Regions from separate parts of the Homo sapiens genome. Here all the other regions are linked to region 3. The links are chromatin loops, found by intact Hi-C in ENCODE. Cell type or tissue: heart left ventricle. All regions are shown on one strand.

Region 1 (8,000 bases), 55 kb after region 3:
CCGTCTAATTTTTGTATTTTTAGTAGAGACAGGGTTTCACCATGTTGGCCAGGCTGGTCTCGAATTCCTGACCTTGTGATCCACCCACCTTGGCCTCCCAAAGTGCTGGGATTACAGGCGCAAGCCACCGCGCCCGGCCCACTCTTATTTAATTTCTATTATGCCCTCTCCGGTCACGTGATAACTTACATGCCAGTGTGCGATGTGGGAAAGAAAAAGAAGGCATCAGACATCACGGAAGGGCTCTGTATATTTCTCTTTCGGAACCACCTCCATTGACCCTTATTACACAAACCCTGACTGAGCCAAGGAGCCCAAACAGTGCAGATCTAAGAACTTTCGAAGACTACCTGCCCTGACAGCTATTTCAATGCTAGCGGGGAATTTCAGCAACAACCAATTTAACTGAGCACAAATGATGTGCTGACTGAAGTTTGGTAAAAAGCATGTAGTTGAGATTCAAAAGTAAATGCTGTCTCCTCTCTGAGTTGCTTGTGATTGTTAATAGACTGAAAACTGACCAAATTGGCAAGAAAGCAAATAGTTTTACTTATATGGCTATACAATTATCCTCAATTACTAAATTCAGTTGGTGAGCACCATAATTACTTTGTAATATAAAGGGCAACCTGGGGAGAAGAGATTTTTTTTTTTGTTGTTTGGAGGTAAGTGGCCATAAATAACTAAATCAGAAAGGATACAGCACGGATATACAGTTTTTGTTGTTGTTGTTGTTTTTAAGTATCAGAAAAATAAATACAACCTTTCAGGATGCTTTGCAAATGTAGGGATTTTGTCACTAATAGAAGTCTTTGAAATACATATCTGGAATGACAGCAATAGTCAGTCAGTGTGTGCTTCAGGATGAATTTATGACCTGAATTTGGTTTCCCATGCTTTCTTTAACACTGTGCTACTATGGCAAAGTTATCATTTCTTTTTTTTAACACCTAACCATTTTTCTGGTGGATGGCTTCCTATGTCCCCCTCCCCCCAGCTCTTTCCCCACAGCCCATAAAAGGTTTTCAGGAGATTAGGCAATCCCCAAAACTGCCAATGATAGTATTTTGCTAATTCTATAAATATTTCTGTAGACTTCACTCCAGTGAGACATAATTTCAGCAGTTGGAGTAATGGGCTTTCCTGCTGTTGCGTGCATTCAGATCGAAAGCTCTCTGACTTGCTGCGCAATTACTCCTATGTTTCTGCATTTCTGCTTCGTGACATTCTGTCATTAGTCTTCCCTGCACCAGGGTGTGAGGTTGTAGGGAATGGAATGTAAACATTGTCATTCTGAGATGAGCTGCCCGAAAGTTCAGCAGTGAAAATAGCAAGAATAAGTTTCCTTCCAGAACCTGGCAAAGCCATTTTGATTTGTTTGTGAACCCAGGTGGGGCTTGTTTATTGACAAACTGTGATTCTTCAGATCACCAGGTGATGTTTACAAAATGTAATGTTAAATCCCTCCATACCTCTTTAAAAATGTGTCCCCATATTTGCAAGTTTCTCAGAGAAAGGGCCACATAGTTAAGCAGCTGCTGGTTTGAAATGTAAAGTACTTAGAAAGTACCTAAGGAAAAGAGCTTTATAATAAATTTTTTAATCAAAATTTTGAACTCACCTTGTGCAGCTTTGCTCACGGGGCATGTTCAGCTCATGACTAATGGTCACTCTTACTTGACTTTGCCTATTTTCTTCCCTACTTCATTTCCCCCATGCATTGTACCTTTAAATTGTCCCGCTCTAATTTGGTATCTCTTGACTTCTGCTTCAAACTTTTAGTTGTTTCCGAAGCATGCTAAGCAAAGTCTGTGTTTAGCTCCTGACCGAGGCTTGGTGTTGACTGTGGGACATACTTACAGAATAGCAGCTCTACTGCTAGGTGTGTGTGTGTGTGTGTGTGTGTGTGTGTGTGTGTGTGTGTGTGCGCGCGCGCGCGCGCGAGTGCGCACATGTGCATGCATGAGGGACAGAAAGAGACATCTTGTTTTTTTTTAGACTCTAGCTTCCAGGAGGTCAGGAAAAATAGTGGCTCTAGTTTAATTAACATCCTGTTTTAGCACCAGTTACAGGGTCATTACCACAGTAAATGTTAGATGTTAGACTTTATCTCTTCTCCATCAGAATTTCACTTTCCACAGGATACTGTATTTCTTTCAGGCTAATCTATATTTTAATGGCTTCTAAATTGTCAATTGAGATGGTAATTAGTTCTAATTTAGTGATAATGCTGTGAACATGGAGTAAGAAGCTAATTGACATGGCATGCTACCAACTAGAATTTTATGAACTAAAACTTCTTATCTCTTGCACAACAGTGAGTGTTCTCATTATAAAGGTGCCATTCAGGAAGGGAGAGTGGCTTTGCCCACAGGTGTTCGGTACCTTGTGGATACGTTGCTGATTGCTAGGTGATGGCCAACTTTGACTTTCCAAGTCGAACGGGTCTCCCTTAAACCTGCTTTTGGAAACTTGTACTAAAAACCCCTCCTATATGCATATTTAGTTAGGACATGTTTGTTTCCAGTTGCGTTTGTTTTTCCTACTAGATATAAGGAATTCCTATGGAGGCTGAGGGATATACAAGCAGGAGAACAGCAATTCTCTGTTCAACACATCTGGATTCTGGTAGAATAGCAATACATTCACTGAAAAGTTCTTAATAGTTTACAGAAGACTTGCACATATGTGACTTCATTTGATCTCATAATTGAAGTCAGGGCAGGCATTATTATACCCATTTTAGAGCTGAAGAAACAGAAGTTCAGGGAAGTTAAATAGTTTGTCCGTGATTATTTGACTGGGTAAGTGGGAGAGCCAAGCCAAGGACTGGAGTCTTCTGACTCTTGCTTCAGGGTTTTTCTCCCAATTACATCTTATTTCTCTGACCTGTTCATCCATATAATCTTATTCTGTAATTCTAAGCAATTGCTATTTCCTTAAAAATTCGGAAAAATTACATAACTATAACTCAACTAACTCATTACCTTTTTACATCCAACCCCCAGACTCTGGAATTAAATTTTCCTTCAGTACTTACCCTACCCTAGCTCAAGCTCAGAAAAACTGTCTTGGAAAAAGAGGTAAAAAGGACAGAAAGTAAAGAGAATCAGATTGAGGGGTGCTTCTGACTTTTTTTTTAAAGAAATTTTGTCATACAACTCCCCTAAGATGTGAGTCCTAAGGTTAACCAGAGTAGTTTTTCAAAGACGCAGCTTGTCCGTTACATTTGCTGCTCCGTGGCTGATCCTGTCCTGGACTAGCCTACCAGAACGTTCTTTAGCCCATTCATTAGATGATCTAGCTCCTGAATATCTAGCACACAGACAGTCTTAATCCCTGATTTGTGTTTGTGTATGTGTTTGACTCTGATTTGCCTTTCAGATAGATTCCTTAGAAGCTCTACCAGAATGTGGACAGGAAAACAGTGGTGTGAGACCCTAACAAGTCAGCTCAGCTTTTTGTCAGCGGCTGTTACTGCCTGGGCAGGGTAGAAGTCATTGTTGAAGATGAGGTCTTTCGGTTACCAGGCAGTTTTTTACATCCTTCCTTGCCCTCCTCCTGCTCCTTTAAACCAGTGGGAGATGAGAAAGCCGAAGCTTTATCTGTGTCTCTCTGTTAGTTTATTTGTAAACTGCAGGTCAAAAAGTAATATTATGTATAAAATCCAGACTAGACAATTGCTCGTTTCATGCAGAGAGGGTTTTAAAGGAAATCAGCTGACTTCCTGACTTGCTGAATGAAGTGTGAGTTTTAGTTTCTGTCCTGTTAGGAAATGACATGTGAATAGAGTTCTTGTATAAGCAGGCTTTTATTTTTGTCAATGGTTGGAAATTTGGGAAAAAGAGAAGAGAGGTCTGTTTATTTTAGCATATCAAGATTCATTTCTGTGGCACACACGCAGAAATGGGTATTTCTGAGTCTTGGTGGTCTCGGGCCTTGAAATTCCATTTCCTCTCCTCTCCTTCTCCCAGAGTTGTTGGATTGCCATAGCAACATGACTCCTCCCCCACAACCCTGTAAGAGTAACTGGTTACAGATTTAGCAGCAAGTCAGGCCGAGATCAAAATCCAAATATAGGGCCCTGATCACAGAAGGTGGGAGGACTGAGGCCGAAGACTGCTCTGTGTCCCTTCCTGGGGCTGCATGTGAAGTGACAGGCGCTTTGCCCGGACGGTCTAGGTGGTGCTGCTTGGAGACTCCGCCGGCCTTCATGAGCATCACTGCCATGTCACAGAGGGGTCTGCACCAAGGAAGGGAATTGAATAATGGCATGGATGAAGAATATTTACTGCAGCAGTATAACTCTGCATCAGATGAAATTGCTGATGCTCTGAAAGTCAAGCATGAGACTATTGGGGAAGCAGCTATGGAAATAGGCCTTCAGTAGGTGCTATAAAAATAAAGCATGCTCTGTCCCCAAGAATGCTTCCTAGGGGAGTCTTTGGGATGCTGAAAATGGTGATAATCATATCAACAATTGCTCATGTTGATTGAGTACTTAGTGTGTACCAGGCATTGTACTAAGTACTTGATAACTCATTTAATCCTCCTAACAACCGTTTGACCTATGTGCTGCTATTTTACAGATAAGGAAACTGAGGCACTGGGAAGTTAATGAACTGCCTCAAAGTTATGTAGCTTGTAAGTGGCTGAGCTGGGATTTGAACCTCTACAGTGTGGCTCCTTAATCCAGGTTCTTCATTCTCATAGTATTGTCTCTAATGGATCTGTATGGGCTCATAAATAGGGTGTTCAAGGAACCTTAACTGTAGTTTTGGTTTTTTTTTAAACACAAATATTGTTACAGGTTGAATTGTGTCCTGCCTCCCCCAGAATGTCAAAGTTCTAACCTCCAGTAGTTATGAATGTGACCTTCTTTGGAAATAGGGTCTTTGCAGATGTAGACAAGTTAAAATGAAGTTATGACGTGATGGTGGGCCCTAATCCAATGTGACTGGGTATCCCTATAAGAAGCCGACAATGCCATATGAAGAGAGACACACAGGAAGAGCACCAGGTATTAATAATCACAGAGGCAGAGATTAGAGTGAGGCAGCTGCAAGCCAAGCAATGCCCAGGATTGACGGCCACCACCAGAAGCTTGGAAGAGGCAACGACAGATTCTACTTAGTGTCTCAGGGAGAGCATGGCCCTGCTGACACATCTTGATTTCAGACAACCTGATTTGTTTTCAGAACTGTGAGAATAAATTTCTGTTGTTTTAAGTTACCCAGTTTGTGGTATTTTACAGTCATCCTAGGAAGCTAATACAAATATGTTTTTATTGTACCAGATTCAATCAGTAAGCCCCAGTATGGCATACAGAGTGATACATGAATATTTCGTTTTATCTGTCCCTTCCCATCTTATTGGTAACTGCTAATGACAGTTTATCTCCTTTCTATGCATGTATATTTATGTTAGTTTTTATATAATGAACCTATATTATATTCATTTTCTGCTATTCTTTTTTTTCTTTAAAGCTTACTGGTATATTCTGGAGATCTCTAAGTATTTGGCTTAAAAATTTTTTTTTCAATTGCGGTAAAATACAGTTTATCAACTTGGCCATTTTTAAGTGTACAGTTCAGTGGTATGAAGTGCATTCACATTGTTATGCAGCCATTACCACCATCCATCTTTAGAACTCTTTTAATCTTGCAAAAATGAAACTGTGTGTGTATATTAAACAATCACGCCCCATTACTTCCTTCCCCTGGCACCCACTGTTCTATTTTCTGTCTGTATGAATTTGACTCTTCTAGATACCTCATATAAGTGGAATCATACAGGACTTATCCCTTTGTGTCTGGTTTATTTCATTAGCATAATGTCCTCAAGCATCATCATGTTGTAGCATGTGTCAGAATCTTCTTCCTTTTGGAGGTTGAATAATATTCCATTGTATGTATATATGTCATTTTGTTTACCCACTCATCTATCAGTGGACACTTGGGTTGCTTCCACCCTTTGGCTATTGTGAATAATGCTGCTATGAACAGGGGTTTACAAAGATCTCTTTGAAATCCTACTTTCAATTATTTTGGGTATATATCGAGAAGTGGAATTGCTGGATCATATGGTGATTCTATTTTTAATATTTTGAGGAACTGCCATACTGTTTTCCATAGCAGCTGCATCATTTTACATTCCCACTAGCAATGCACAAGGGTTCCAATTTCTCCATATCCTTGCCAACCCTTGTTATTTTCTGTCTTGTTTTTTAATAGTAGCCATCCCAATGAATATGAGATGATATTGCATTGTGGTTTTAATTTGCATTTCCCGAATGATGGGTGATGTTGGCCATCGTCCCATGTGCTTATTAGCCATTTGTATATCTTCTTTGGAGAAATGTTCATTCAGGTCCTTTCCCAATTTTTAAAATCAGATTGTATTTTGTTGTTGCATTGTAGGAGTTCTTTATATATTCTGAGTATTAACCCCTTATCAGATATACGTATGAGTCTTTAGCTTTTAAGCTGTTGTTTCTCTCTGCACCAGCTGAGAATGCTTTGGTGGTGGTGGTCATGGGGATATTGTATTCTCATTATCAGGCTTCTAGTGATAGGTTGTATCAAGGGGTATTTCACTATGGTGAGTTTTCTAACAGAGGAAGCAACATGTATTAGTCAGGGTTCTCCAGAGAAAAAGAGCCAATAGGATGTGTGTATGCATATATGTGTATATTTTATAATAAATATAATGTAACTACATATTTATAATTACATAGCTATATTTATTACACATATAATAAATCTTGTATTTTATATGTGTGTGTGTGTGTGTGTGTGTGTGTGTGTGTGTGTGTGTGTGTGTGATGAGAAATCGGCTCACATGTGTATGAAGGCTGACAAGAGCTGCAGGCAGAGCCAGCAGGCTGGAGGTCCAGGAGAGCTGATGGTGTAGTTCCAGTCCAAGGGCTGATGGGCTCAAAACATGGGAAAAGCTGATGTTTCCATTTGAGTCCAAAGCAGGAAAAGGCTAATGTCCCAGTTCAAGGGCAGCCAAGCAGGAGGAATTCTCCCTTACTCAAGGGAGGATCAGCCTTTCTGTTCTGTTCAGGCCTTCAGCTGATTGGGTAAGGCCCACCCACATTATGGATGGCACCCTGCTTTACTCAGGCCACTGATATAAATGTTAATCTCATCCCAAAACACCCATATAAAAACGTTCAGAATAACATATGGCCAAATATCTGGGCACCTCATAGCTCAGTAAAGTTGACACATAAAACTAACAATCACACAGCACTAACAAATGATGCTGTCCTCCTCTGCCTCTGCTAATTAGTTTGAAGATGAAGAACATTCTCAGGGTCTTCATTTTCCTATAGGTTTTGTGGCTCAAGTCTGTTATTGAGCTCATTCCTTTTCATGTGAAGGTATAACAAGACAAAGCAACTTTGGAGGGCTCCAGGTGGTCATTTCTAGGGCAGATGTTTCCCTTAGAATGATGTGGCCTCAAAGAAGGAGTTTTCCTTTTACTGAATCAATAATAATTTTTATAATCCCAAATTACTTAAATAATAACTGAAACTTTGTACATGTCCATGTAGCTTCTCTAAATCTCTCCTGCTTTTTAAGGCTTGAGCTGTTTTCTTTTTCTTTCATAACCTCACTGCTTCTTGCCCACTATCAGCATTTTTCTGACCCTGTATAAGCCTAAGTGAAATCCCTTGGGACATACATAGCTTCTTTATACTAAGAAACTTAAGTGTTGGTCTAAAGTATTAACAATTTTTGTGCATTTTTGGTAAAGAAAGTTCCTACAGTTTTACTCTCTGTCTCACCCCTAGATTTTTGGGCACTACCGTTCATTCATTCAGAGTTACTATACACCAGGTAGGGTGCTAAATGCTGGGGGTATGGCACTGAACTGTACACACAGAGTCCCTGCCCTCCTGGAGCTTACATTCTAGTGGGGTCTAGTGAGCTTACAAAGCTAGTACAATAAACATGCATTGCCTTCCCCACACTACCACAGCCCCACTACAA
Region 2 (8,000 bases), 68 kb after region 3:
AGGCGGTTGGATATATAAGTCTGGAATTTAAAAGAGACCGATCAAGGGGGCGAGATATACATTTGGGAGTTTACTTTAAATACCAACTATATGGCATGGAACTGCATGAGCTCACCAGGGGAGTGACGGTAAATAAAGAGGAGACCACAGACTAAGAACTGAGTCATTTCAACATTAAGAGGCAAGAAGAGGCCAGGCCTGGTAGCTCACGCCTGTAATCCCAGCACTTTGGGAAGCAGAGGTGGGTGGATCACCTGAGGTCAGGAGTTCGAGACCAGCCTGGCCAACATGATGAAACCTCGTCTCTACTAAAAATACAAAAGTTAGTTGGGCATGGTGGCGGACACCTGTAATCCCAGCTACTTGGGTGGCTGTCGCAGGAGGATTGCTTGAACCCGGGAGGTGGAGGTTTCAGTGAGCTGAGACTGCGTCATTGCACTCCAGCCTGGGCAACAAGAGCGAAACTCCATCTCAAAAAAAAAAAAAAAAAAAAAAGAGGCAAGAAGAAGAGTAGGAATTAGCAGAAGAGATGAGAAGGAGATGCCAGTGAGGTTGGCAGAAAGCCAGGAGAGGGTGGAGCTCTAGAAGCCAGGTGAAGAAGGAGTGTTAAGAAGGAGAAAGTGTCCAAAGCATCTGAGAGGCCAAGCAAGAAGAGTCCGACCTCTTTCCACCTGGAGAAGAGACCTGGGAGTCCGCACCATGTGTCAGCACAGGGAATAGTGAGAAAGAGCCTCGTGGACACAGAGCTTGCCAACAGCAGCCCCAGAAGAAAAGGAAAGCATCTTCTTCCATCAGTTCTGGCCTCACAAGACAGAGAGGAATGAGCAGGGGTGGAAGGTAGCTTTGTAAGTGACACAGTGATGTACCTCTGACCCTATTTTGATACTAGTTACATTAAATCAGTCCTAAATGGCCTTTTGGAATCCCCAGTTGATGAAATTTATTTCTCCTTTGTTTCATGTGCCACTCAGGATCTCTTGAATTCGTGAAATTTTTATTAAGAAAGCCTCATACACCAATAAACAACGTGTGCACAGACTCCATAGCCTCTCTGCTAACACATTGCTCTTGTATATCAGGAAGGTCTCCAGCATCAAAGTGAGTCAGTTATTGCACAGAGTCCCAACCTTGCCAGCTTTTTGCCAAATGGTCACCATCCTGTACATCCTTCCTTCCTGGAAGTGATAGAAATCTCTATGGCTATTTTTGCTACAAGGAGATTATGGCACAGCATATGGAGTCCTTACTCTCCAGGGGCAAAAGAAAAGTCTTGTCTTTGCTTAAGCAAGTCACACAGTAGATGCCACAGGCTTAGGGCAACTGTGTGTCTGCATGATTCATGGGGGACTGCACGGGGGAGCCGCAGCACACGGAGCAGCTGGTCTTAGCAGCATACTAACCTGATGTTTCCCATAAACGTTGCGCATGGAATTTCCCCCATTTGTCATGCTGAGTTGGCTCTGTCAATCCTATACAAATCCCTGCGTGCATTAATATTTCCTTGAGCCAGAGCAAAGGAATTCTAGAATATTGGCATTCTGAGGGTGAATAGTGATGGATATAGTAAACTTTTAGCATTATGGATATTGTCATCTTAAACAAAATAAACATGAAAGAAAAAGAGAAGTTATGATAAATTATCAGAGGCTGTTTGTTAAATTCCCTGATTTAAAAGCATCTTCCTCTATAAGTCCTCGGTTTAAAAACAAGAATCAACAAGGAACAAGATTTGTCTATAAGTAAAACCGTTTCTGTTGCTATTTTTTGAACAACAAGAGACATTTCTCTAGGAGATTAAGCCAGTCGTTTATCATGTTGTTTCAGGGAAGAGTATACTCTGAGTTATAATGTAATACCCAGACTAATTTATCTCATCATGGAAACTATTTACAATAATTTCTGGCCTAGCTAGAAATTGAAAAGTTCATTTTATTACCTGAATTCAATGTATACCGATGTTCTAAGAGAGTGGACATTCGGCAGTTAGTGCTATTTTAAATGGTGTTGTTGAAGAGAGTTTACTGCCTAAATTAAACAGGTTGGTTTTGCTTCTTGGCATTTATTATTTTTTTGAAATCTGACCAAGTTTAGGTTTATTAACCTTAGGGCACAGAAACTCATTTGTCTCACTAGATGCCTGAGCAAGGTTGGCATGCTAGAGAGAAAGGACATGGTTTAGCAGATCCATGGACCATGCCATTTGGTACTTATTGACCCCAGCAAATTACTTTAATCCCTCCAAGCTTCTATTTCTTCATCTCTATTGTGGGGAAAATAACCTGCATCACAGAGTTATGTCAGAATCCATAAAATATTATATGTAAAGTTCTGAGCACAGTGCCTGTTGCGTGGGGGCACGAAATAACCGGCAGCTGTTATTGTTGCTGCTGCTGCTGTTGTTACAATCTCCTCTAGCCTGCAGTCATGGAGATGTAAGAAACATGGTGGCTGAGCCTGGTGAAGTTTCTCAGCGTCTCTGTTTCTTGCATGTGTCTCACACCCTTGTCTAAAATGCCTTGCTCTCATCTAACCCAGAGTTCTCTCTCAACTAAGGCAGCAGGGTTGGCGTGAGGGGGGCAAAGGAGGGAGGAGGAAGGCAACCAGCCTCACAAGTGGGGGCCACTCCTCACAGCCACGAGCAGCTGGGCCACATGCAGCACTGGCAGCCCAGGTGGCCTGTTACGGCGGGCAGTACTTCCCTTTGCCTCCCTTCGGAATCTGTCAGCACTTTTATGTGGAGTCTTCATCCCATGTTCAGCCCTGGGGTTTTAAGGTGTTTCTCCTTTGCTTTGGGATTTCAAACATGGCAGCTCATAGCACTGTACTGTCATTTCTCCTGGATGCTAGGGATGCCTGCTACTTGCCTACCTCGAGCAGATGTTCTGAATGTCAAGTCAGCATTGCTTGAAACACACACACACACACACACACACACGTACACACCACTGTTACTAGTTCTGCTATGTCTGGCTCATAGACAAGGATGTAAAGAAGCAGTCTAACATTCTGCCATTGACAAACTACTCCTTTTTAAAATGCCAAATTCTTGTAATTCTGCTTATTTTCAATAGGCTATGTCTGGCCAAAATGTCTGCTTGAATTGGCTAATTAAACCAAAATATCTATGTTTGATAAAAAAAAAAATAGCCTTGGGATTTTGTTTGCAGTGTACCCTCAAATCACCATCTGCAAGTCTGTTACTCCAAGCAAGTCAGGGAAGAGTAGCTTCTGTTGGCCCTCCCCCGAAGAAACAAAACCAAACCTACAACCAGGCCTTTACTCTTTCCCCAGAAATGGTTTTCCCTCTTCCTTCATCTCCCAGCGCCCTCGTGTCTCTCTCTCAACAGTACCTGGAAGTTTCGTGCTATGAGATTTTTATGTTTTACTCTGGGTTTGTAAATCCGTTTCATAACTGTAAAGATCTGTAGCTTATCTCTAAAATCTCTTATCTGTGTTTGGGATATAAGAGGTCCCTATTGACACAGAATCAATTATTTATTGATTTAGAAGAAGAAAAATGCAGAGTCGCAGAGACATTGTCAGGATTTATAGATCTCATTTTGGTTGATGGGACTCACTGCGGGGGAAACCTGTGCTGAGTGGAAAGGGCTCCTTTTCCAAATTTATGCTATTCTGGTTCGATTCTGGAGAAGCCGGCAGTTTTGTTTGCAGACTTTCTGGTTTTCATTAGCAGTCTGGTGGTAACAGCTAGCTTTAGCTGCTTCTTCCTGTCACTGCTCACGGGAATGGCGCTGAATGCTCGGAGGTGGCACGAGGCTTTGGGGATGGCAGCAGCTTCATCAGCATGCCCTCACCCCAGCCCTCAATTGTCACAGCAGCAGGTCCTGCCTCCGAGAATGAGAACATTGCTGATTAGTGTGCCTGGTGCACTGGGCAGGCCGTGGGGAGAGAGAATGCTATGGTATATCTCCACTGATTTCCCAACAATTACATTCTCCCTGCTTCCTACTGGCCTTCCCCTTACACACAGGCTGCATCTTGTCTTCCATTATCAAGAGTTTCCTTTTGGTCTTTCACACTAGGAGTTCACAGGTTTCTTCTCAGTGTCTGTAACTTCATTCCACCTCCTGCTCTTGAGCTTCACCTCTCTCCAATTCACCCTTTCAGTCCTGCTCAATAAAAGCTCGGCTGTTCCTCCTTAATGCCTTTATCCTCTCATTCAGCAGTCTGTTGAAAACTGTGCACTCAGAGGGAATTCCACTTAATGATGACTTGAACTCTCTAGGCTTTAACTTGTTTTCTCATCTGTAAAATGGGGATAATGGTATTACACACCTCTCAGGGCTATTGTCAGGTAAAACAAGATAATACATATAAAGTGCTCAGATTAATGCCAGATACATAGTTATCAGTAAAGGCATTATCATCAGTTTCTTCTTCATCACCAACATCTCTAGGCATACTCTGGGTCTATAAGCAGGGACCACCTGTACTTTTGGTGCTATGAGTATATGTTTAGCCCTACAGATCACAACCTAGTCTTATTTGAAACTCATTTAATGTGATGCCAATTTCCTGTCCTATCTTAATTCTAGATTCTCAAAGAATAGTCTCTTTGTCTCTTTTTTTCTTTACTGCTTCACTACACTCGTGCGTTCACTACATTAAAGTTTACAAAGCAGTATTAAAAATCTTGTTGCATTTAGTCCACATAGTGGCATATGAGACATGGAGCATTTTACATATGATAGCATTGCAGACCCAGAGAGTACATATTTTGCTTAAGACAACCCACCATTAAGAGGCAAACCCAATATTCACACTCAAGTCTTCTGACTCCAAGTCCAGTATAGTTTTTTTCTATGTGGAACAATTTTTCTGTGGAGAATCAGTGACCTTTAATTTTCTACACAGGCTTTTATCAAGAAGTCAGTAAGTTTATTGTTGTTGTTGTTGTTTTTTGAGATAGAGTCTCGCTCTGTCACCCAGGCTTGAGTACAGTGGTGCAATCTTGGGTCACTGCAACCTCCTCCTCCTGGGTTCAAGCAATTCTCCTACCTTAGCCTCCTGAGTAGTTGGGATTACAGGTGCACACCACCACGCCCAGCTAATTTTTGTATTTTTAGTAGAGAAAGGGTTTCACCATGTTGGCCAGGCTGGTCTTGAACTCCTGACCTCAAGTGATCCACCCGTCTCGGCCTCCCAAAGTGCTGGGATTACAGGCGTGAGCCACTACACCTGGCCAGAAGTCAGTAAGTTTTAAGTTCTTGGAAGGTAGATATTAGTTCTAAGTCTCTCACTAAGATGCTTATGTCTAGTCATGTATCAGCATGATGGCTTGAACTGATTTACTGGATTTCTTTCCTGGCATCTCACTAAGGGCAGGGGACTAAGGTCATGATAATGTGGAGGAGGCTTTCTCTAGGCTGGGAAAGTAGTCCTAGGGGAGCACAGACTACTTTGTTGACTGAAGGGGACTTTGTTCAATGAAGAGTTACAGTGTATACTCTGGGAATTGGTGGTGGGTAGAGGAGACACAAAAGTGGAAGCTGGTGTTACAAACCCGACATAAACTGCTGCTCTCAAGTTGGTCTGGCATCGGCTCTCCATAGAATTCTTTTGAATTCATCCTTCCCTGTAACTTCTTGTCCCTGACTCTGCCCTCAAATCTCCAGGCAAATCCTTGCCTTTCAATGTGGTTTGGATAGCAATGGGCACTGAGTTCATCTATCCATTCATGTACTGATTTGTGGAGATTCATTCAGTACCAGCTATGTGCCTGGTACTGTGTTCATCACTGAGATAACAGGAATGAAAGATCCCGTTGAGTGGATGATCCAGCTTCCTGGTATCAGGTTGAGGGGACTGGGAGAAGCAGAAGGGATGGAGAGTCGGACGAAGAGAAAAGCGTTCTTAGTCAAGAGGAAGCGAGTCTGCTGTAACCCAACCTGCAGACCCTGCATGCGTGAACATGGTGTGATCAGCCTGTGAACATTCATAAACACTGAGAGCTGCGTTACACAGTGTCACTGGTTCACCAGAACCTCTGGATGACAGAGAGCTCAGCAGTGAGCCCAATATGTGGGGTAATGGTGCTTGGAAAGCCCTGGACTGTGAGGGAAACAACCTCCCTTTCCCCAAAGGTCTCAAGGCAACTTGCTGATTCAGCTCCGTCTTTGCTTCCTCTAATATTTGGATAGAAAAGCAGATACTCAATAAGAATAAAGAGTTGAATCAACAAGGCAGGAGGGGGAAAGTCTTTAAGACAACAGGCAAGGGCCAGGGAGTTAGAACCTGGCTTCAAGCACGCCATCTGCTGTTTACTCAATTCACTTCTCTTTAAAACATCTAGGTTTGAAAAAGAACTCTAAGGGGGACAGAAAAGCATACACCTTTCCAAATGGTCTTCCCCGATATGGAGCTCACTGAGTAGCCTCATGATGAGCCTAACTCAATACAAACAAACTGCCTGTGAAGCTTCTCCTCCACCCAGTTGTTGGTGAAAGCAAATGCATACCTCCCATCTTTGATGCTTAGGTTTCAAAAATCCAAAGCTGTTCTTTTGACTTTGTCACTAAACCAGACATTGGCAAATGTCAGTCCTTTTATGGAAGTACCAGCCTTGAGCTAGGAGGTCTCCTAGGCCCGGAGATCCTCAGCAGCCCACTGTCAATAGGTGGTTGTTATCAGTTCCAGTAAACATTTTTAAATATCCTGGAAATGCCTCAACAGTGGACCTAGATATTTCCCTTTCAGCCGGTAGGCAAGAGTCGGTATGCTCTTTGAAGTTTTGCGGTGTTATAAGACACTCAAGAAAAATGTGTGGTAAAGTATTCTAGGTATGTTTAAATTGTCAGTTATTGCTTATTCTGTTTGTGCCTTCAAAGAATGTTTTTGTTAAGGAAGTCACAGGGATTTGACTTACTTCTCCCTGACTGAAGAGAATAGTGGAAGACTGCCTCCAGATTTGAAAAGAAATTAGTCACAGGTTTTTTTTGTGTGCTTTCAGCCTGGAGAACAGACGCCTTTCCACCAAAGAAAGAAGAAAAGAGGGGCTCTAATGTAGGGCAGGTGGGAGAGAAGGGCTTCACACTGGGCGGGGAAGACTGTAGGTCCAGGAGGGACTCGGTAGAACAAATGCTTATTGCGGACAGCTGGGAGAAGCAGTCAAAGGTCATTTGGGTGATCTGGAAGTTTCAGGGCAAACCACTGGGAAGGCCTCTCTTGACTACCGGCTGTGATTCAGGGTAAGCTAAAAACAAAGTCTACCTTTTGTTTAGGAAACTTTGCCATTTTCCAGCATTTTCACACACATTTCTTGAATCTGAGCATCTCAGCCCTTACTGCTAAGGAGAATGGGACAGAGAGGTGTATCTTGTCTAAGGTTACTAACTTGTGGTAAATGCAAATCTTCTCAAAGATGGGCACTTCTAATCAAATTTGGGGGTTAAATACCATACTTCTAATAGATTTAAAATAGAAATTAGGTTCTAAATTGCACCTAGTTTATTAATTTAAATGTTGACGGGTAATAGCTAACTATTATTGGGCACTTGTTACGTACCAGGCACCTGGCTATGTACTTGACAGAAATTCGTTCATTTCACCTTCACAACACTAGTAAGTAGGTAGATGTTTTTAATCGCCACAGTGCAGGTGAGAAAAGAAGACATAAAGAGGCTACATGCAATTAGTCACACAGTAATTAGAGGAGTCAGATTCAGGTAGAAAGTCCCAAGTCCAAGACCCTTCCATCACTGCCTCTGTGTGGAACCTCTGCATGGCCCTCGGTAAGGGAAGGGTTTAATTCTAGTGTTCAGCTTTAATTCTAATGGAGTTATGTTTTTGTAAAACCTGTAGTAAGTTAGTATGATTCAGATCTTAAACACATGAGTGGTGTTGCAGGACATGTGACAGGCAACATGATATGATTTTTTTAAAAAGCATAAATTGAGAAGTCAAAGGACTGAGGGCAAGTCTTGCCTTCAGTATCAGTAAATTGGATGGTGTGGGAAAATCTCTTAATCTCTCTGGGCCTC
Region 3 (8,000 bases):
TCGTGACATTATCCATATTGATACGGATCTTGTAGAAAAAAAGGGTCTTGGAGAAAGGACAGGCATGAAGTGGGTTACTTAATGCTTTTCGTTAGGAAACTTTACTGAATAGAACAGAATCGTTTCATATTACCCTGCTAGTATTTACAGACACCTCAACTAGTATGGAAAGTGAATATAGTCGAAAGGTCCAGCAGTTTCCTATTTGCTAGCGTGGGTGGTGACAGACTGAAATTATATCCTGGAGGGTAGGAGGAGGCTGGGGGATGGGGGGAAAGTCTGATGGTTGTGATTTTGGATAGGGGGAAATTCTTTAGTTCATGCTGCTGCAGGAGGGTGAACAGAGTCCCCAGTGTTTATGCAGAGAAAAGAATGCAGGGTCCTCTTCCAGCTGTTCCATGTTGGAGCTGCGAGCCTGCAAAGCTCAGCAGAGGTCTGGGCTGCCATTTGATGACAAGGTCCAGTCCAGGGCAGTGGGGCCTGGGAGACACTAAAGTGAGTGTGCCTTCAGAGCAGCAAGAAGCGAGCCGGCCTACTCATTCCTCCTCCCTAGTATGGTGTGCACGATGGTGAAAACACTAGAATGGGATGCTTCCATATATAGAATCATAGGGTGGAAGTGACCGCTGGAAATCTTCACAGTTCTTTTCCTGACCAGACAGGACTGCACCCGAAAGATCCTGCATGGCCAAGTATGGAGGGCCACATTGAGGGAGATTCCATTGAGCCCGAGCCTCCCAGCTCACACCAGGACTCACTGGGGTGGCGATGACAGGGCCCCCTTTGGTTGAGCTCCACGTTTATAAATAGCTGGAGGGCCAGCCTCCTTCACTGGGGTGTGGAAGCATAATTGGGTAACTGATGATCCACCCTCTTTGCTTCCTTCCTTAATTTCAGCGGGAAGCCTGGTTTACCTGCTCGGTTTTACTTTCTCAGGTTTGACAAACAAGGTTATATAAACTTTTGCATTTTATAGATTGCAGAGGATTTACGCAGAGTCATTTAGGTTGAATGCTTGATTTCAGTGCTGGTAGGGACTGTTCAAACTCATCTTTAGGTTATTCAAATGTTGGAGCAGCACTTTTTCCCTTTGAGTAATGGAGATGACTTTTCCCAATAGAGCAGCCACCAGGTTAGTAAGTAAAACAGTTAAATGTTAAAATAAGGTGGCCTAATTTTAAAAATCTCATAATTTAAAAAATTGAACTGTGAATTTTTTGAAGTCACTTGGCATTTTTTTTCCCTTAAGACATGTTTGGCCATACTTATTTGTATAAGATACCCACCTGTTCATGCTGCTAAATGATGTAGATATACAAAATATAGAACCATTGTGTAAGATAGGAACTGGTCTCCAGTTTCTGGATTAATCCTTCGCCTAGACGTTTTGCCTGCATGGAAATCTTTGCAGTTGTTTTGTTGTGTGGCCAGGACAGAAATTTCTTAGGAGGTCATGTGATGATTTGGTTTACTTTCGGAGTGTGGGGATCATAAAGAGCATCAGGAGTTGTCATAGCATACCTGAGTCTGTAGTGTGGCTCTCTGCATATCCGGAAACTAGCCAAGAACCAGGAAGGGGGCAAAAAGTCCACTTCGCAACCAGAGTAGATAGCATGAAAGTCCAAGAGAATATTTCAGGCCCTCTCTCAGAATGTACTTGCTCTTATTCTAGACACAATCCTAACATTTAAAAAATTTGACAAATAATCCGTAGTGTATTGGGGGTAACACATTTAGAATGGGGTGAGGGACTGCTGTAATCAGTAGTAAAAAGTGACCCCTGACAGCCTGACAACTTGGAAAGAGACAGAAAAACTGTAACTTTAGACAAGAATTGGGGCAGAAACTTTGAAGGCTTGGGAATATTAGGGTGGGAACCCTCAATTGACCTTGTAGGCACCACTCTATAATAACATAAACAAATAATTGCTATTTACTGTTGTTAACGGTGAACTATGGAAATAATACATTTTTAGATACACTCTTTAAGAAGAGAAGGAAATGTTCAATATACTTTGGAAATGTTTACACCCAGAATAATTAACCTCTGAGCTGTTTTGATGTGTAAGGCTCTTACCAATTCAGAAAACTAGGCTGTGCAGAATGACTCATTCATTGGATTGCTGAGATTTCCTGTACCGAAGTCATCTTGTATCACTTTATTTTGTAATCATCAATTTAAAAAACCCTCACATTTTGTCTAGTGTTTAGAGATTTTAAAACTTGGTAAATGGGAACCAAATTCATATATGGGACTCGATCTCAGTATAATAAAAAAAAATTACTAGTAATAGTATGAATATATCTCTCGTTTTATGCAGGACTGATTTTAAATAGTGAGATATCCTGCGCATTAAACATGATTTATTTGAGATTTGTGGGATGTAATTTGGTGCTTTCATTCTCTTAAATTTATTGAGAATCTAGTGATTCACTGGTTCATCCTTTGCCTCAGGCTCATGGTCATTGGAGATTCCAAGAAATGATTGAATCAGTCCCTATGGATTTATTTGTATGTGTTTTTCTTTTAACAGATATGGTCATGATCAGTTCTCTAGTACAGTCTTGTTCCCAGGATCCTTATAACCTTAGATAAGTCTCTTCAGCTACTGCTCCAGTTGAACATTGAGACTTCTGGCCAGTCTCAGTTCCAGGACTAGCAGGTCATTTGATACCTACAAGTAGCAAAAATGCAACCCACTGACTTTACCTGAAGTTTCCAAAAGAAAAATAGACTTTGTGGCATTGTTTATTTATGGCTTTTGTCACTTGGACTTGAAATATATTTTTCATAGAGATTTATAAGTTAATCCACAAAAACGTAACCCACAAAATATACACTATTTGTGTATGTTTGTGGTAAGTAAATGACAATAAATTCCTATACTTATAGTTAAATACAAGAGAAAAGGGTATCCAAAATGGTGATGTTTGAGACAAAAAAATAATTGTGGAGCTTGAAGACTCTCTCTCAGAATGTAATTACTCTTATTCTAGACACAATTCTAACTTTTTTAAAAAAATTGATAATCCATAGTGTATTGGAGGTAACATATTTAGAATGGGATGAGGGGCTGTCACCCTCACCCCATATTTGTGTAAACTTGCTGTCATTAGAGGGTGGGTATGTTGGTTCCATGATTTTTATGGTTTTGGTTTCTGTAGTACAAGTATGCCATCCTCCACCCTGCGTTACTTTTTAAGGTTACAAATGGCATAAAAAGAAAGCAGCAGAAGAGGTTTTCCTGATGATATGGATAAGATCTTGTTTGTAGTTTTTTCATTCATTTATTCATTCCACAAACATTTTCTGACTGCCTGCTATTTTCCTGACCCAGTGTTATGCAATGGAAATGTAAAGGTAACTTAACTCTAGTCCAGTGCCTAGTACAGATAGATACTCTTAGTGTGGGGTAAATGACTAATATAATATCATAGGTGTTGAAGCATAGATATGGGGATAAAAAGTATGAGGAGAGGCCTACTGGGAGCATTGTGAACCTAGCCACTTATTGCCTGGGGAATCAGGGAAGACTTCCCTGAGGAGGAGATACATTTGAGCTGAGTCCTGAGGGGCGAATAGGAGTTGGTTCAATATTTTAATATAAAAAGATTGTAAAGAGGGGTCAAGAAGGTATCTCCCATGCAGAAGATAGTGTTATCCCCTTTAATGTATGGGCCTACATGCATGATCCTCTGAGAGGCATGAGTGGAAGAGCCAGTTTAGTTCAGACAGTTTCCATTTTGGCCACATGGTGGCATTATCTTCTAAGGGCAGCTTGGTTGCTGTCCGCATTGGCATATGCAGGAGAAGGAAGGATGGAAATAGAGAAAAAAGTATTCTCCAGGTGCCCATCTATTTATAGTCATAGGAGGGCATAAGTTGTAGAAGATTTTTAGAGTACAGATTTTTAAATCAGCCTGGGCTAGTTAAATAATTTCTAAGCCTCAGTTTTCTTATCTGAGAAATGATGATTATAAAACCTTGTTATTGTCCGGAAGTTACTTGTTAATGATCCAGCAAGGATCTATTCTATCCCTCAGGTTTAAATTTGCCTTTAATTAATATAGAATTGATATGAATAATATTTTTCTAAATGATCAGAAATCTTTTCATTTAAAGGATTATGAAGAAGAGATTGAGGATGACTTGGAACCCTAAAAAGATATAAGTCTACTGGGACCCACCTTCTATGTTTTAGCTTTGTTTTTTCACTCTGTCTCCTAAAAATATGCAGCCCTGACCCAGTTTTCCCAAATAACTTATCAACACTTTTTCCTTCAGTTGGTGAATGTGAAAAGAAGAAATCATTTTGCTGAATGAAATATTTAGGGGCTTTATATATGAAGCACTTTTCACTTAGGGTTTTGTAATTTTCTTTGGGTCAGTCTGGGATGACCCTGCAGTTTACTGCTGCTTGTAAGTTGTAGCAGGTCACATATATTTGTACTCTTTGTTGTGAATAATTTGGGTTTGGTTGTATCGCCTGGGCACTCACGGCCTTCAACAATTGAGTATATGCTATAAACAGGCCCCATCAAAGCAAGTAAAAGGCAGAGAAACTTCACAACAGTCAAATTGACTTGTTTTTGTTTAAATAAACAAACGAGGACACAAGATGAGGGTTGAAGGGCTGAAAGTAACTGAAAACTTCCCAGACAGTCCTACAGAAGTCTAATTCTAGAGAGAATTGACAACACCAGAGAAGAGGGAAAATATTGCTTCTCCTTGACCCAAGGAGAAATTTGGAGGTTTTCATCTGTGGGTGAAGTGCTTTGTGTAACTCATTTGCTAGGAAAGGTATGGTGCTCGTAGAAATCTTTTCTTTTCCTTTTTAAAATATACAATCACTACTTTGAGATTTTAGTATGTTCCTTCCTTTTCATCTCTCCTGATCATTCCTTCCAAGGCCTCACTGAGCTCATCCAATTCACATAGATTAAGATGCAGAAGCAGACATCTCTTCTGAGCTATTTTTGCTTCCATTGAAGCTGCCTGAGGCAGGATTTTCCCAAAGAAAGCAGAACTTTTAGAACAGGGGCCTAGAGTCGAGGCTTGGGCCTTGCTCTGCTGCCTACATCCCAAGAGCCAGCTTGGAATTCAGAGTACCTGCCTGCTTTTATGTAGGAACATGGGATTCCCTGGAACCCGGAAGCTCATTCTATTGTTTTGTTCCCATTCCACATATCAACATTTTAAAACAGCTTTCTTGTCTTAGTTTACTAGGAAAAAGCAATCAAATGATTCAGTGGTTTCTTTTACACAGTAGATAATACAGTGCCATTGTAATGGTACCTGACAAAGTGTATTTGGTAAGAAAGTGGGACTGAGTTCCTTGGCACATATAAATTTACCAAATACCCCAGCAGAGAGCCCAGGGCCCTGTCAAAAGCTGAAATACACATTACTCCTCTCAAGTAGCTTACACTCGAGTTGCAGAGCTGAAACAAACATAAGAAAATATGTCATAATTCGATCATACACAGTTGCTAAGTGCTGTGGTTCTGATTAGAGAACAAAACTGAAATTGAGTGAAAGGAGAGAACAGCGTGGATTGGGCAGTCTGAGAAGCTGAATGGAAGAAGTAAACTTGACTGTGTCACATGAAATAAGTGCTTTTAGGGCTTATGAGATTCTTGCTGTTGTAGTACCTCAAATGCCAGTTTCATCAAGAAAACCACACATGCAGGGAACTCTGTGCATGTGCCATGGAAGGGGCAGGCTTCCTGGGCCTTTGAAGGATGAATGTGAATAGGGTAGAGAGAGGAGAGCATGAGGGATATTCACCGTCATAAGTGATTGCTTGGTGAGTGGAGAATCAATCCCAACACTCTATGATTTCCAGTATATTTAAAGATACGAAAATGGAACATCTGGTCACCTAGTATTTTCATCCCGCTTAAGTATGCATAACATTGTAAGACTTAGTAATAGTTCTCTTGGCTCCTCCTAGTAGGATATTTTTGTAGGATGCTTTGACTCTAACTAGCGTTGAGCAATAACATCTGAAACAGTTAGAGGAAAAGATAAAGTGTCGTAGACCAGTTCTCAAAATTTAGTTGCACGCAGATCACTTTGGAATCTTGTACTGAAAACCTGAAAACTCTGATTGAAGAGGCCTGGGGAGGTGGAGCTGAACTCCTGGGATTGTAGTAGGCTCCCAGGTGATGTTGATGCTGCGTATCTGCGGACCATACTTTGAGGGTAGACTGTTAGAAATGAAAGGTGCAGAAATGAAAGAGACTGTTAGAAAGGAAAGAGGCAATTTGGTGCAGTAGCTTTCAAGTTTTACGGCTATGTGTCAGAAGATTTTTGTTTGCAAGTGAGAACTTAGATGAAGGTTTATGGGAAGTGAATGTCCCCCCAACCCCCTACTCCCCAAACCTAAGTGTCCTAGGAGAGCAGTTTGGAAATCTGTGACCAAGGGCAGTGGTCTTTCTCAGGCTCTGAGAAAAGACATTGGTCGACAAAGCTATGGCCAGCAGATCTGGGATCAGAATCTGACTCTCCTCAGTCCGATGCTCTTTCTCCTGTCTCAACCCCTATCAAATGGCAGTAACCTGTTAGAGCCCTTGCTTAGGGCTGGGTTTTAAACTGGCCCAGGTGGTTTCCTATAATAAGATGGGGACCACTTATCTTTTGCCCACTGAACTTGCTGATATGAGGAAGGTCATTTTCTGAGTCTCTCTACAGTTTTCTGTTGGCTTCACATGCAGAGCAAAGCAAATCTTTCTTAGCTCTGGCGGTGGGACCTCTTTGGAAGGCAGGGGGAGGAGACAGACAGGACAAGGTGGACACTGTAGTCAGTCTTAAGTAGTAATGTACAAAAGTGCATGCTAAGTGTCTACAGGCACTTTGAGGTCACTTTGCCCTGGAAAATCCCCATGGATTGCTTTAGTCAGAGAGTATGCTAGTAGTGCAGGTGTGTTTCATATGATGGAATTATTGACTTAAAAATCTTTTCAAGTTTTACTTACGCATGTAAGCACTGAAATACTGACGCTTTTTAGTTTGGTAGTGTGGTCACTCATTAAATTATTTGAGCATTTTATATACTGCTCTCAGCAATAATTCTCTCACCGGCTCTTTGAACTACCTCTCACAGCCTGCACTGAGTTTGGGTTTGAAGAAGGCCGGAGAATTTCCCCGAGCTTTTTGAATATGCTGAAATTTCCAGGCACTCTAGCGATCAGTGTCTTATGGAAAATGAGGCTCCAGGAAAGATTTCTTTCTTTCTTTCTTTTTTTTTTTTTTTTTTTTTTTTTTTTTTTTTTTTTGCTGATGCTATGGGCTGTAAAGTTGAGCTGGAAAGAGCAGGAATGTTCATTCCAGAGACTGGATGGGAGAGTTCTCTTCCCCCTACTTCCCCAGAGCACTCCCATAAAGTGCAGTCACTGGAATTTCTGAAGCAGTTTATCCTGATCTGTCATAGAATCCAAGCGTCTGTGTGTGCAGCATAAATACATACACAACATTGACTTTCATTGTATACATTTCTATCTGTGTATGTGCACCAAACATGTGATTTAAACACAGTTAAAATGCATGAGTAAAATGTCAATGCTGAACCAGTTTTGAAATTTTGAAGAGTGGTAAATGAATGGGAGAAACAAACTGTCTGACTTCAGAACCACTCCATGTGCCTCAAGATAAATAAACTTGTCTCCGTTTGAAAAAGGAAAAAGGAGGGAGAAACCAGGTTTTGCACATTGTAGGCATCTGAGAGGTTAATATTGGGCCTGTGCAAGATACCAGAAGAATATTTAAAACATGATCTATGAGCGTATGGATGAAGAAATAGGAACCAGCATGGTTTTGCTGTGAGTGGGAGGATGGACCGTGGAGAACTAATGCCATTTCCTATCTGATGGGGCAGTGGGAAAGGGGGGAGATAGCATTTGCTGAGAGACTTCTGTGTTCCAGGCAGATCACAGGGAATCCCATATCTAAGTTTCAGCATAGCCTTTGACAAAACCTCTTATTTCCTGATGAATTAATG

What was found. Hi-C counts contacts between places; a loop is a spot of excess contacts. Peaks named below come from ENCODE experiments on the same cell type or tissue, not always from the same donor. Only the 100,000 strongest peaks of a DNase experiment are listed, where the experiment ranks them.
Region 1: a loop joins it to region 3, with 2.0 times the contacts of the local background. A loop is called at or near these places in 33 of 110 quality-filtered maps.
Region 2: it touches region 3 in a loop (2.5-fold over the local background); 50 of 110 quality-filtered maps call a loop at or near these places.

The regions. Positions count from the first base shown.
Region 1 is chr14:54,624,134-54,632,133 of GRCh38, forward strand. All of the region lies in intron 2 of SAMD4A (sterile alpha motif domain containing 4A), which reads left to right. LOC112268133 (a long non-coding RNA gene) reads left to right here. Exons shown (of 2, transcript XR_002957606.2): 2 at 1-8,000. Among named protein-coding and RNA genes, the nearest start is that of SAMD4A-AS1, 60 kb to the right of the region's middle. In heart left ventricle, no CTCF peak of the experiment used is centred here; a DNase peak (open chromatin) is centred at 4,164; H3K4me3 peaks cover 1,259 bases; H3K27ac peaks cover 2,403 bases.
Region 2 is chr14:54,636,893-54,644,892 of GRCh38, forward strand. All of the region lies in intron 2 of SAMD4A (sterile alpha motif domain containing 4A), which reads left to right. It overlaps LOC112268133 (a long non-coding RNA gene), which reads left to right. Exons shown (of 2, transcript XR_002957606.2): 2 at 1-8,000. Among named protein-coding and RNA genes, the nearest start is that of SAMD4A-AS1, 47 kb to the right of the region's middle. In heart left ventricle, a CTCF peak has its summit at 6,292 (motif pointing left); a DNase peak (open chromatin) is centred at 3,786.
Region 3 is chr14:54,568,761-54,576,760 of GRCh38, forward strand. All of the region lies in intron 2 of SAMD4A (sterile alpha motif domain containing 4A), which reads left to right. Among named protein-coding and RNA genes, the nearest start is that of SAMD4A, 5.6 kb to the left of the region's middle. In heart left ventricle, a CTCF peak has its summit at 3,748 (motif pointing right); a DNase peak (open chromatin) is centred at 761; H3K4me3 peaks cover 2,299 bases; H3K27ac peaks cover 1,414 bases.